Linked DNA regions of Homo sapiens: regions 1 and 3 are each linked to region 2. A link is a contact called in ENCODE Hi-C or POLR2A ChIA-PET data. All regions are on one chromosome and are shown on one strand. The core of a region is the stretch at or near the end of the contact, and the rest is flanking DNA. Distances in the headings are between cores, read along the strand shown. Region 1 overlaps COMMD1 (copper metabolism domain containing 1). Region 2 has its middle 17 kb from the start of B3GNT2. Region 3 has its middle 96 kb from the start of TMEM17.

Region 1 (3,753 bases), core at 1,036-3,535, 160 kb after region 2:
AAGTGCATAAAATGAGTTCAGGTGTTTGGTGTAGGAAAAAAAAAAAAAAAGAGGCTGGGTTCAGTGGCTCATGCTTATAATCCCAGCACTTTGCAAGGCCGAGGCAGTGGCTTGCTTCAGCCCAGGAGTTCAAGACCAGCCTGGGCAACATGGCAAAACCCCGTCTCTACAAAAAATATAAAAAATTAACCAGGCATGGTAGCTTGCACCTGTAGTCCCAGCTACTCAGGTGGCTGAGGTGGGAGGAACACTGGAGCTTGGGAGGCAGAGGTTGCAGTGAGCCGAGATTGTGCCACTGCACTCCAGCTTGGGCGATAGAGCAAGACCCTGTCTCGAAAAAAAAAAAAAAAAAAAGAAAAGAAAAGAAAAAAGAGAGACAAAAAGAAAAGAAAGAAAAATAAAAAAGATTTTTGAAAATGGGCAAACCTGGCCGGGCATCGTGGCTCACGCATGTAATCCCAGCACTTTGGGAGGCCAAGGCAGGTAGATTGCCTGAGGTCAGGCGTTCAAGACCAGCCTGGCCAAAAGTGGTGAAACCCTGTCTCTACTAAAAATACAAAAATTAGCCAGGTGTGGTGGTGTGTGCCTGTAATCCCAGCTACTCAGGATGCTGAGCAAGAGAATGACTTGAACTTGGGAGGCGGAGGTTTCAGTGAGCCAAGATTGCACCACTGCACTCCGGCCTGGGAGATGGAGCAAGACTCTTGTCTCAAAAAAACAAACAAAAAGGGCAAACCCAATAAGCACATAAAAAGATGTTCAACATCTCTAATCATTAAGGACTTCAACTCAAAACTAAATGAGATACCACTTTATATACATTCGGATGACAACTATCAAAAAAAAAAAAGAAAAAAAAAAAAAACCCAGAAACTAACAAGTGTTAGTGAGGATGTACAGAAACTGGAAACTTCATGTACTGCAAAAAACCGTAAAATTGAGCAACTGCTGTAGAAAATAGTTTGTCAGTTCCTTAAAAAGTTAAAACATAGAATTACCGTATGATCCAACAAGTCCACTCCTAGTATATACCCAAAAGAATTAAAAACAGAGACTAAAATAGATATTTGTATACCCATGTTCACAGCAGATTAGTCACAAGAGCCAAAAGGTGGAAACAACTCAAATATCCATCAACAGATAAATGGATAAACAAAATGTGGTATATGTACACAATGGAATATTATTCAGCCTTTAAAAGGAATGAAATCCTGATATGTACTACAACAACGATAAAAGTTGAAGACACTATGTGTAAAATAAACCAGACACAAAAGGACAAATATTGTGTGGTTCTATTTATATGAGGTACCTAGAATAGGCAAATACACAGAGAAAAAAGTAGAAAAGAGGTTACCAGGGGCTGAAGAGATGGAAATTGGGAATTATTGTTTAATGTGTACTGAATTTCTGTTTGGGATTTAAAAAAGAAAGATCTGCAAATAGTGGTGATGGTTATACAACATCATGAATGGGTTGGATGCAGTGGCTCATCTGTAATCCGAGTGCTTTGGGAGGTGGAGGCAGGAGGACTGCTTGAGCCCAGGACTTGAGGCTACAGTAAGCTATGATCATGCCACTGTACTCCAGCCTGGGTGGCAAGACTGCCATCTCTTAAAAAAGAAAACCATCTGTACTTAATACCACTGGGCTGTACTTAATACCACTGGACTGTACACTTAAAAACTGCTGAAATGGCCGGGCGCAGTGGCTCACACCTGTAATCCCAGCACTTTGGGAGGCTGAGGGGGGTGGATCATGAGGTCAGGAGTTCAAGACCATACTGGCCAAGCCAATATGGTGACACCCCATCTCTACTAAAAATACAAAAATTAGCCTGGCGTGGTGGTGCACACCTGTAGTCCCAGCTACTCGGGAGGCTGAGACAGAAGAATCGCCTGAACCCAGGAGGTAGAGGTTGCAGTGAGCCAAGATTGCACCACTGCATTCCAGCCTGGGTGACAGAGCAAGACTCTGTCTCAAAAAAAAAAAAAAAAAAAAAAAAAAAAAAAAAAAAAGGTTAAAATGGTAAAATTTTGTTATGTGTATTTTACCACAATTTTTTTTTTTTAAGTACTAAAGAAGGGCTTGGGCCAGAGGCCTTCTACATTTATCTTGGCAATAGAGCAGTGGCATACATGGAATGAAGCCCAGAGCCAACCAGCCAGTACACACATACTAGACAAACACAGGCAGTTCAACACTGCTGGGCAGGATACACTGTTGCCCTGAGTTTAGGACAAGGGATTTATATCCAAAAATTGCTTCCAAGTCCTCTTAAGGCTTGGCTTCCTGGCTTCCTCTCAAGCACCCCATCTGTCTGCAAGAATAGAAACAGACAGCCTGAACAGCTGAACGAAGTCCAACACCAGGGGCTGCGTGCTGGCAAGCTACTAGTCAGAGGCTGAGGACTTCAGCAGTGCCAAAGCCCTATTCTCACAGGGTCAATGAATCTGCAAAGACACTCATCTTTTTCTCTCCTCCTCTTTAAATCATTTTATTGGGTATAGTATACATAAGAAAGGGCACATCATAAGAAACAATGATTTTCTTTTAAAGTCTATAAAAAATTTATGTTCAGTAATCTCAAGTGCATCTCTCTGTAAGTTGAGAGTTTTAAAAATAAAATTACTTCAGCACAAACAACATCTTCTTAACTGCCAAATGTTAAATGATTTCTTTCATATTTTTCCCCAAGTGGAAGGGGTAATTATAGCTACCAGAAAACTCAAGTTGTATGTTAGACAGTCAACACTGCAATAAGACTGTTTTAACAATGACTAGAATTACCAAATTATGCTAACATAGTCTTACAAGAAAAAACAAGGTGTTACCCCCAATTCCTCACTTTCTCTCATTCTCTACATCCCTTCCAAGTCAACTCAAAGCAACTCACCCATATTCAAAACCTACACTCTACCTGCTCACTTCACTTCCTTAAAATTACCTCTATTTCCATGCCGTTATCTCACCTGGACCACTGTGAGAGCCCAGTAAGTGGCCTCCTGCTTTCACTTTTTTCCCCCTACAATACTGATTTTTATTAGTTATCCCTAGGTTTGACAAACAAGTTTTGGAACATATTATAATAAAAAAAGTTTTTAAAGGAAGGGACCTGTCATAAATGAGAAACAGAGATGGAAATGTGGAATGGAGATTGTGAGAAGTCCATGTAAACTCATTTCTACTATTTTTTGGAGTGGAATATTAATATTGGCTCCATTCATTTCTGAATACCTCATCTTATTAAGAGAATGAAGGATAACAGTTTTTCTTTTTGTTGTTTTGTATTTTTTTTTTCCTTGAAATCCCATTTACCTAATTAACATCACATGGAGGTTTCAAGGAAAAAGAGAATTGCTTTTAATGTGCAGAAAAGCAATTCCAACCTTAGTGATATTTTCCCCCTGGGATCTCAGTATCCCAGTACTGAGATCCCAGAAATCCATTCTCCATAGGTGAATCAAGGCAATCCTATTAGAATATAAGTCACATCACATCTTTCCTTGTTTAAAACCCTCTAATGGCTTCCCATTACACTTAAAATTCTTAACAAGGCTAATTTCTTGCCTTGGTTGCTCCCTCTGCCTGTATTTTGTGCCCCCAGATCTTCCTGGGGCTGCCTCCTTCTTGTCATTCAAAGCTCAGCTCACCTCAGAGAAGAAATCTTCCTTCACTCAAATTAAAGTAAAGCCACTTACTTTGAGATGGGGTCTGGGCATCTTAATTTCTTTTTAAGCTCCTCAGATGAGT
Region 2 (3,779 bases), core at 401-2,900:
TGAAAATTTTGATTTTTCAGGCACAAGCACCATCCCTGGCCTGAAAGTCATTTTTTAATCGTCGTAGGGAGCCCAGGAGTTGAGTCTGCAGTGAGCCATGATCATGCCACTGCACTCCACCCTGGGCAACAGAGTGAGACCATGTCTCTAAAAAACAAAACAAAAGAAAACCAAAAATGTAGCGGGGGTGGGACAATGTGTTCTCTTTTCCAAATGTATTTATCATTTTTATAATCAGGAAACTTTCTTAATTTTTTCTTTAATGAGAGAGTAGGTGGTTGAGGAGGAAGAGTTAAGGAGAAACAGGCTATCTGCCAGTGTGACCAGCAACCACTTAGAAGCAGAATGTGCCAGATGAAAACTAGGTAGGGCTCGCAGGGAAATCAGTTATTCGTCCCTTCCCCTCTTGTTTTCTTTTGGTTTGTAGATTATTGGTTTGGCTTAAAGGTGATTTTCCGTGCAAAGCAGCAATTGCATAGGGAAGACATTGCATTTTCCTTAATCTGGTGAGATAGGAGACCAAAGTGGGGAAGGAGATGAAAAATGGACACTGAAGGATGGGGTGAAGCCAGGGGACTTTGAAAGAACCATTTGTAGCTGGGCACGGTGGCTCACGCCTGTAATCCCAGCACTTTGGGAGGCCAAGGCAGGTGGATCACAAGGTCAGGAGTTCAAGACCAGCCCGGCCAATATGGCGAAACCCTGTCTCTACTAAAAATACAAAAATTAACCAGGCATGGTGGCAGATGCCTGTAGTCCCAGCTACTTGGGAGGCTGAGGCAGGAGAATCGCTTGAACCTGGGAGGCGGGGGTTGCAGTGAGCCAAGATCGTGCCACTGTACTCCAGCCTGGGTGACAGAGTGAGACTCCATCTCAAAAAAAAAAAAAAAAAAAAAAAAAAGAACCATTTCAGTGCAGTGTTGTCTGAGTACCTGTTACGAGCAAGACAGAGAAGAATGGAACGTGGTCCTTGTCCTTAAAATGTGTGACTGATTCACTGCTCTAGCTTCTAACACCCACCATGGTGCCTGCTGGACAAAAGGGGCTCAGTCTTTCCTGAATGGGAGAATGGGATGCCCATTCTTGAAAAGATTCAGCACATCCTTTCAATTGAGAAAAGTTCTCACATGCTTTTCCTTGACATTCTTAGATACATTAGTCCCAACAGGTGCCGTCTGTTCCAAGATGTCAGGCCTCACAGTACCAAAGAGCCACCATTTCCCCTCTCCTGGTACCCAGCACTGCACAGTTGGCCATTCCATTAGCTGGCTGTCTCTCAAATTCCCAGGCGCTGGGAGAAGACCCAGACCCTAGCAGAGGGTCAACAAGGTGCTCCGAAACTGCCAAGTCTTCAAGTCTAAAGTCGAACATGCCATTCTGGCCATAAGGAGACACCAGAGACAGTTTTTCCTCAGTTTAGTGGCAACATCCAGGTCTGGCTGATGCATTGTGGTGTCGGAGGCCAAAAGCTGTTCTCATTTTGCTTCCACAAGTCGCTTTTGGGTTCCAGAAAGAGAAAGTCATAACCTCTACAACTTGGAATACAACATTCCAAAACAGCTGAAGAGTGCTTGGCAACTTTCTCCGACAAAGTTAATTAAAACCTTCCCCTCCCCCAGGGGTCAGCGCCTACCGTTCATGGAGAACCTTCAAGATGCTCTCCAGCTAAGTCTCTGGACTTAAGAATTTGATTTGGAAAACTGCCATGGAACTCCTCAGAAATTCTAAGCCAGAAAAGTCCAAAGGCCTTCCTACTAGCAGCTTTTACTATGGTTCATAGCTCATTTTCAGCCAAAGGAATTCAATTCCCCACATCCAGCCAGGAGGAAAACATCTCTGTGGTACACAGTACTGGAGTACCATGTGCACCACCAGAAAGGCCAGCTTGGCTCTGGGAAGAATCGATGACATCATTCTCTCCATGCAATGTCAATGAGCTTGTGTCACTGAAACAGAATAAGCAGGTCACCATAGTACAAAGGCAGCACCTCCCTTACTCTCCTGCTGCTGTTTCTTAGGGCAAGAAATTCAGCTTTGCCTCACCTTGGCTTGGCCACACAGAGCTGGGAGGCATTTCAGGAGAAAGGAGCCATTGTCCCCAGCAGGATGTGCACCTTGCCAGCCTGTCTCCTTGTCATCCCAAACACAGGTTGGCTTCTCTGCCTATGGATCAACAATGTCCTTCTCAACAAATGTCAAGTGTCTTGGTGCTTTAAAAGATTCCTATGACAGATGTGATTGAGGTATCCAATTTTTAGCTTTGGGGTTATTTTGCCCAGTCTAATTTAATGTCAACTGAGTGGCTGAATTCCATGAAATGATGCCATATGCTACTGGAAAACCAGTGTAAGTCCTAGGTCCCTGGCCTCCAGGAGCTTATCATCTCCTAGTAGGGGGCTCTGAGCATGTCAGCTTTGGGCTCTGCCATGCCCAGTATCTCCTACAGAGGGGGGAAACTACCCCATCTATAGCCCCCTGCTCAGAGATAGCACCAAACTATTCTACGCCCAGGAATGGCCACTGATTGGGCCAGGACCAAGGGGGCCAGCTCAAGGACCACCCCACATAGACTAGGTAGTGAGCTCAAATGAGGCTGGCATGGATAGATGAGCTGGGCCACATTTATGGAAATTGCAGCCGGAAGCTGGGTGTATGTGGAGGAGGCAGAGGGTCAGATGCATGGGTAGCAGCTGGGTCACATGAAGGGCCAAGTGCTGGAGAGAAACTCCTGTGACCTGGCTTTACCACCATTCCTGCCTTTCCTGAGACCCAGTGTTTTTCTTTTTCTGGGTTCTTCTGTATATGCACCCTTTCAATATTCACACCTTAACGTACGCCAACAAGTACATGTCACCATTATCACCACTAATAAGTGTAACCAGAGACCATAGTCCTTCCTGACAGGCAGAAAGAAGATAAGAGAAGTCATGCGATAACTACAGTACAAGCTGGAGAGCTGTGATCTTACACCTTCAGTCTGGATATGGTTTGAAGCTTGCTGGGGCCTGACGCAGCCACAAGAATTGTGAGCCATGAGGGCTGCATTTTTACCACTGTATCTCCTAGTTCAGTGCCTGTCTGGTGATCAGTAAGTGCTGGGTGATCAATAGCTTGGTGATCAATAAGTCCTGGCTGATCAATAGCTTGGTGATCAATAAGTGCTGGCTGATCAAATAGCTTGGTGATCAGTAAGTGCTGGCTGATCAATAGGTTGGTGATCCATAAGTATTGGCTGATCAATAGCTTGGTGATCAATAGTACTGGTTGATCAAATAGCTTGGTGATCAATAAGTGCTGGCTGAGTGATTGAATAGACTGGGAACCAAAAAGATTATTTAAGGTTCAGTGTTGGCCATCTTCTGTGTGTCACCATCTCCCTGCTGTTCCCTGCCCTGGGAGGCTGCTCTGGGGGTACTACCTTAAAGGGCTTCCCTGTCCTCTGACTTCTGGTGGGGTTCAGCCAAATGAGGAGTCCTAGCCAGACATCAGAGGGAAGAAGGCAAGTGACACTGGGATATTCGTTCCCCCTGAGCCTGACATTGTTGTGAGGCAGCCCTCTCCATACAACCCCTCTGCCTCCCAATTCTCTCATTTTTTCAGGCCTAGACATGGTAATGACTCCCAACCCATGTTACCAGCCCATCATAACACCCTTTCCCCACCCAATTTGACTGTACCATCTGTTTCTTGCTGAGACTTTGAATGATAAGAGGTCCCCCAAATCAAGCATGCTCCTTTTGCTCTCTGGTTTTCTCTATGTACTGGTATGCTCTGCTCAA
Region 3 (3,563 bases), core at 190-2,689, 230 kb before region 2:
CAGTTGGGGAACAAATCTCCAGGGAAGGGGCAGGGCCTCGGGCTAATTCCAGTACAGTAGGATCAGGGCCATGAAAACATCACACAAAGGAAACTTCAAAGCTCTTCCCCAGTCTGAATGGGCAGGGCCTGCTGAGAGGTCAGATGTTAACCTGATCCAAATGCCCTCTTGCTTTCAGGTGCCCCTCGCAGGCCTGCACACCCCTAGGGGATCCACCCTCTCCCAGGTCAGAATTCCACAGGGCCCTGAAGCTTCCTTACGCAGTGCTCCCCATCCCTGTGCTTGAAGCAAAGCCAGGGAGGGCAGAGCCCAGAAGTTGGGATCTGGTTCTGACTGTTCTCTGGCCTTAGGAGTAGAGGCCAATTTCATCTCTGCAAAGTGAGGCTGGGGCTGAGGAATGAAATTACACCTTCATCCCGCTCAGTCCTGCCTCATCCCCAAACCTTGCCAAACCCTGACACAGCTACTTTGCAGGGAGTGGTGAGAATTAGGAATGCTGCAAGGTCACTTAGGGTGATCATTAGGACAGTCATTAATTTCTGAGGCCTAAGAGTGACTAATTTATCTCTGATAGACACAGGGATCAAAGGAGAGTATTTATGGCTTAGAAACAAACCTCCCATTCTTTCCCCTGCTATAATAAATAATAAAAAGCTCCCAGGCCTCCCTCCCTTGTCCATCTCTTCCCTGCCCCTTCCTCTCTGTCTTAACTGTCCCTGCACAAAAATTAACCCTACTCTTGCTTCTCTGTACTCTTCCCCTTCCTTCTGTAAGAACCAGAGAGGGGAAGAGAATTAGCTGGCCCTGAGAGCTTCAGCTGCAACTGTGCTGTGGAGTGAGGGGTGCTGATCCCAGGGGAGGACATAAGCCAGGCCAAGAGTGGGCTCTCCCTGGGCATTTACCATGTTTACTTTCCTAAGTATGTATACCAGGGCCTGGTTAGGCTAGAAAGCAGACTGTCACCAGGTTTATTAGCTGTGTGACCTTGAGCAAGCTACTTTTTTAAAGCCTCAGTTTCCCAATCTATAAAAGAAGGATAATAATAGCATCACAGACTGGCTTATGAGAATGACATAAGATAAAATATATAAAGTGCTCAGCACAGAGCCTGATGCAAAATAATGGCCACCACATTTACCAGGACCTCAACATCCTTATTTTATTTCCAAGAACTTGAGGCTGCAGTACAAACTGAGTCCTTCACTTTCTGTTGTAGCCTCTGGGAGACGCCAAAGTGAGGATGGGTGTGGCCCTCCAAGGACGCTGGACCCCTGCTGTAACAAGACACAGATCACACGGGAGGGGTTCTCAGCCTTAAGGATGCCGTGAGGTGGGCCTAGATCATGGCTTCTCACCGCCGCACTACTGACAGACCATTCTTTGTGGTGAGGCTTTGTTCTGTGCATTGTAGGCTGTTTCGCAGCATCTCCGGCCTCTGTTCACTAGATGCCAGTAGCAGCCTTCTAGTCATGACTATCAAAAATGCCTTTAGACATTGTCAGATGTCTTCTGGGGGACAAAACTGCCCTTAGTTGAGGGGCACTGGTCCAGGAAGGTGGGAAACATAGGGGCAAACCTGGCAGGGGTGAGGAAGCAGGTATGAGCCTGCGCACAAGAGCCCCTCCTACCCTGGGCAGGGCTCAGGCAGACCCTCAGCTGACTGTGGAGATTGGCCCTGGAAGACGAAGTTCTCTCTAGTAAGGCCATGGCCTTGCTTCCTCAAGAGCTGATGCCCTGCTTGGACATGGACCCCTGGATTCCCCCCAGCCCAAACCAACATACACAACCCTGTCCAGCCCCAGGAGTGCTGGCCAAGAAACAGTGCCCTGGTGGCACAGAATGCTCACTAAATGGACCCTGGGTCCATTCTCATCTCAGGGCAGAGCATGGAGCCAGGCTGGCCCTGCCACTCATGCACTGTGTGGCCTTGGGCAAATTGTTTCACCTCTCTGTGCCCCAGGATCCTTATCTGTAAAAATACCTTCCTAGGCAGGTTGTTGTGAGGATTAAATGACTTCATATTTCTAACATACTTAGAAGAGAGCCTGACTCATAGCAAGCACTAAGTGTTTGTTAAAGAAGCCAAAACCCAAAAAGAAGCTGCTGCAGACCAGGCGATGATGCAGCGTTGTGTATGTCAGAGGGTGCCTCAGCTATGACCTAAGGTCCAGGAGCTGTGTTTCCAAGGGCCTCTGGCCATTTGTATCTGGGTGTGGTGGGTGTATCTGGGGTCCCTGCAGCATCTCCCCTATTGGAGGTGGTTGTTCTTAGGAAAGTTCATTTTGACCAGAGAGAATACTCAGTGCAGTGGGCTCCAGAACTTCTCACTTGACAGCCCCTGGGAATTTCTTTGACTTGAGGGTGCTGGGAGAAAAGTCTTTTCCTCTACCAACTTAGGTTTGAGGAGGGGGTTTGTGAAATGACTCACAATAGACATACGAACGGGAAAAAAGACGAGGTCTATTCATATGTGGGAGCACTCGGTAATAAGTACCTTGCTGTACAGCCAGAGGTAAAGGTTTAAATACCAACTTAGCAAAAGGGAGGCAATGACAGCTTCGGAGGCTGGAAGGGTCTGATGGGGCTTGTTTACATAGTGTTTGGGAATGTACCAGTGCCCAAGGCCAGTCACCTCCCTGACTGGAGACCTCTGGGGGTGGAGATGAGGAGAAAACTCTGTTTTAGCCAGGTAGGGGTTCACTGGTGATTTCTTTTTTTTTTTTTTTCTTTTCCTTTTCCTTCTTTTATTCTCAGACCTCACAGGGATGGATCTTTTTCTTCCCTTTTTTCTTATTTTTCTTTTCTCACCCTCCCCCAATTCAGATTTCTTTTTGCATCTATTGTTGAAGCATCTGTTGTTGGATTTTGGTTGCTTAAAGGGAAGTACCTTCAATTTGCTGGGAAGAGAGAAGGAGCGAGGGAAGGAGCTGTTGAGTGAGCTGCTGTGATCTTTTGGGAACCCTAATATTTCCTGTCTGGCAGAGGAGGCAAAACCCCAGTCCAGAAGCCTCCCCAAACACGCAGTGGGAAAAACCACTTAGAGTTGCCAAGTGCTTTGCATGAGTTATCTATTGCTATGTAACAAATTGCCCTGAAACAGCAGCCTCAACAGCAAAACGTGTGTCATCTCTAATGGTAACTTAGAGTCAGGAATTTGGACGCGACTAAGGTGAGTTGTTCTGGTTCAGGGTCTCTCATGAGGTTGCGGTCAAGATATTAAGCAGAGCTGCTGTCACGTGAGGGCTTGATATGAGGCGGGAGGATTCACGTCCAAGATGGGTCCTCACATGGCTGTTGGCAGGAGGCGTCAGTTCCTCACCTCTGGGACCTCTGAGAGGGCTGCGTGAACATCCTTACAACACAGCAGCTGGCTTCCATAGTGAGCAGCCCAAGGCAGAAACTAATGCAGGCTAATCACCGTGTCTTTCTTAAGCTAGCCTCGAAGGCATATGCCATCACTTCTGCTGTACTTGTGGGCCATGCAGACCGACCCTGATGCAATGTGGCAGGAGACCATTCAAGGGCCTGAAAACCAGGAGATCAGGATCACTGAGAAACTGGCT

Evidence for each region. Hi-C counts contacts between places; a loop is a spot of excess contacts on that map. ChIA-PET counts read pairs that join two places held with the same protein, here RNA polymerase II (POLR2A). Pooled maps may share reads with other maps.
Region 1: a loop to region 2 is called in a map of tibial artery, with 2.4 times the contacts of the local background. The contact joins two enhancer-like sites. A Hi-C loop is called at or near these places in 8 of 168 maps with a recorded cell type or tissue (heart left ventricle, heart right ventricle, left cardiac atrium and 2 more) and 9 of 50 pooled maps. POLR2A ChIA-PET finds 5 or more read pairs at or near these places in 3 of 52 experiments (OCI-LY7, activated T-cell and activated naive CD4-positive, alpha-beta T cell).
Region 3: a map of esophagus squamous epithelium shows a loop between it and region 2 (2.5-fold over the local background). The contact joins two enhancer-like sites. A Hi-C loop is called at or near these places in 3 of 168 maps with a recorded cell type or tissue (CD4-positive, alpha-beta T cell, esophagus squamous epithelium and testis). POLR2A ChIA-PET finds 5 or more read pairs at or near these places in 2 of 52 experiments (H1 and activated T-cell).

What each region holds. Positions count from the first base shown.
Region 1 is chr2:62,012,808-62,016,560 of GRCh38, reverse strand. The region is part of intron 2 of COMMD1 (copper metabolism domain containing 1); the gene reads right to left. Among named protein-coding and RNA genes, the nearest start is that of COMMD1, 110 kb to the right of the region's middle. Within about 2 kb of position 2,285, at least 14 of the 41 ENCODE cell types and tissues checked have a DNase peak (open chromatin) inside an H3K27ac peak, as active enhancers do; they include heart right ventricle and tibial artery, where a contact is called at or near this core.
Region 2 is chr2:62,176,987-62,180,765 of GRCh38, reverse strand. No RefSeq gene overlaps it. Among named protein-coding and RNA genes, the nearest start is that of B3GNT2, 17 kb to the left of the region's middle. Within about 2 kb of position 1,650, at least 10 of the 41 ENCODE cell types and tissues checked have a DNase peak (open chromatin) inside an H3K27ac peak, as active enhancers do; they include heart right ventricle and tibial artery, where a contact is called at or near this core.
Region 3 is chr2:62,408,092-62,411,654 of GRCh38, reverse strand. No RefSeq gene overlaps it. Among named protein-coding and RNA genes, the nearest start is that of TMEM17, 96 kb to the left of the region's middle. RefSeq lists enhancers at 1-681, 1,613-1,692, 1,933-2,022, 3,498-3,547. Within about 2 kb of position 1,439, at least 26 of the 41 ENCODE cell types and tissues checked have a DNase peak (open chromatin) inside an H3K27ac peak, as active enhancers do.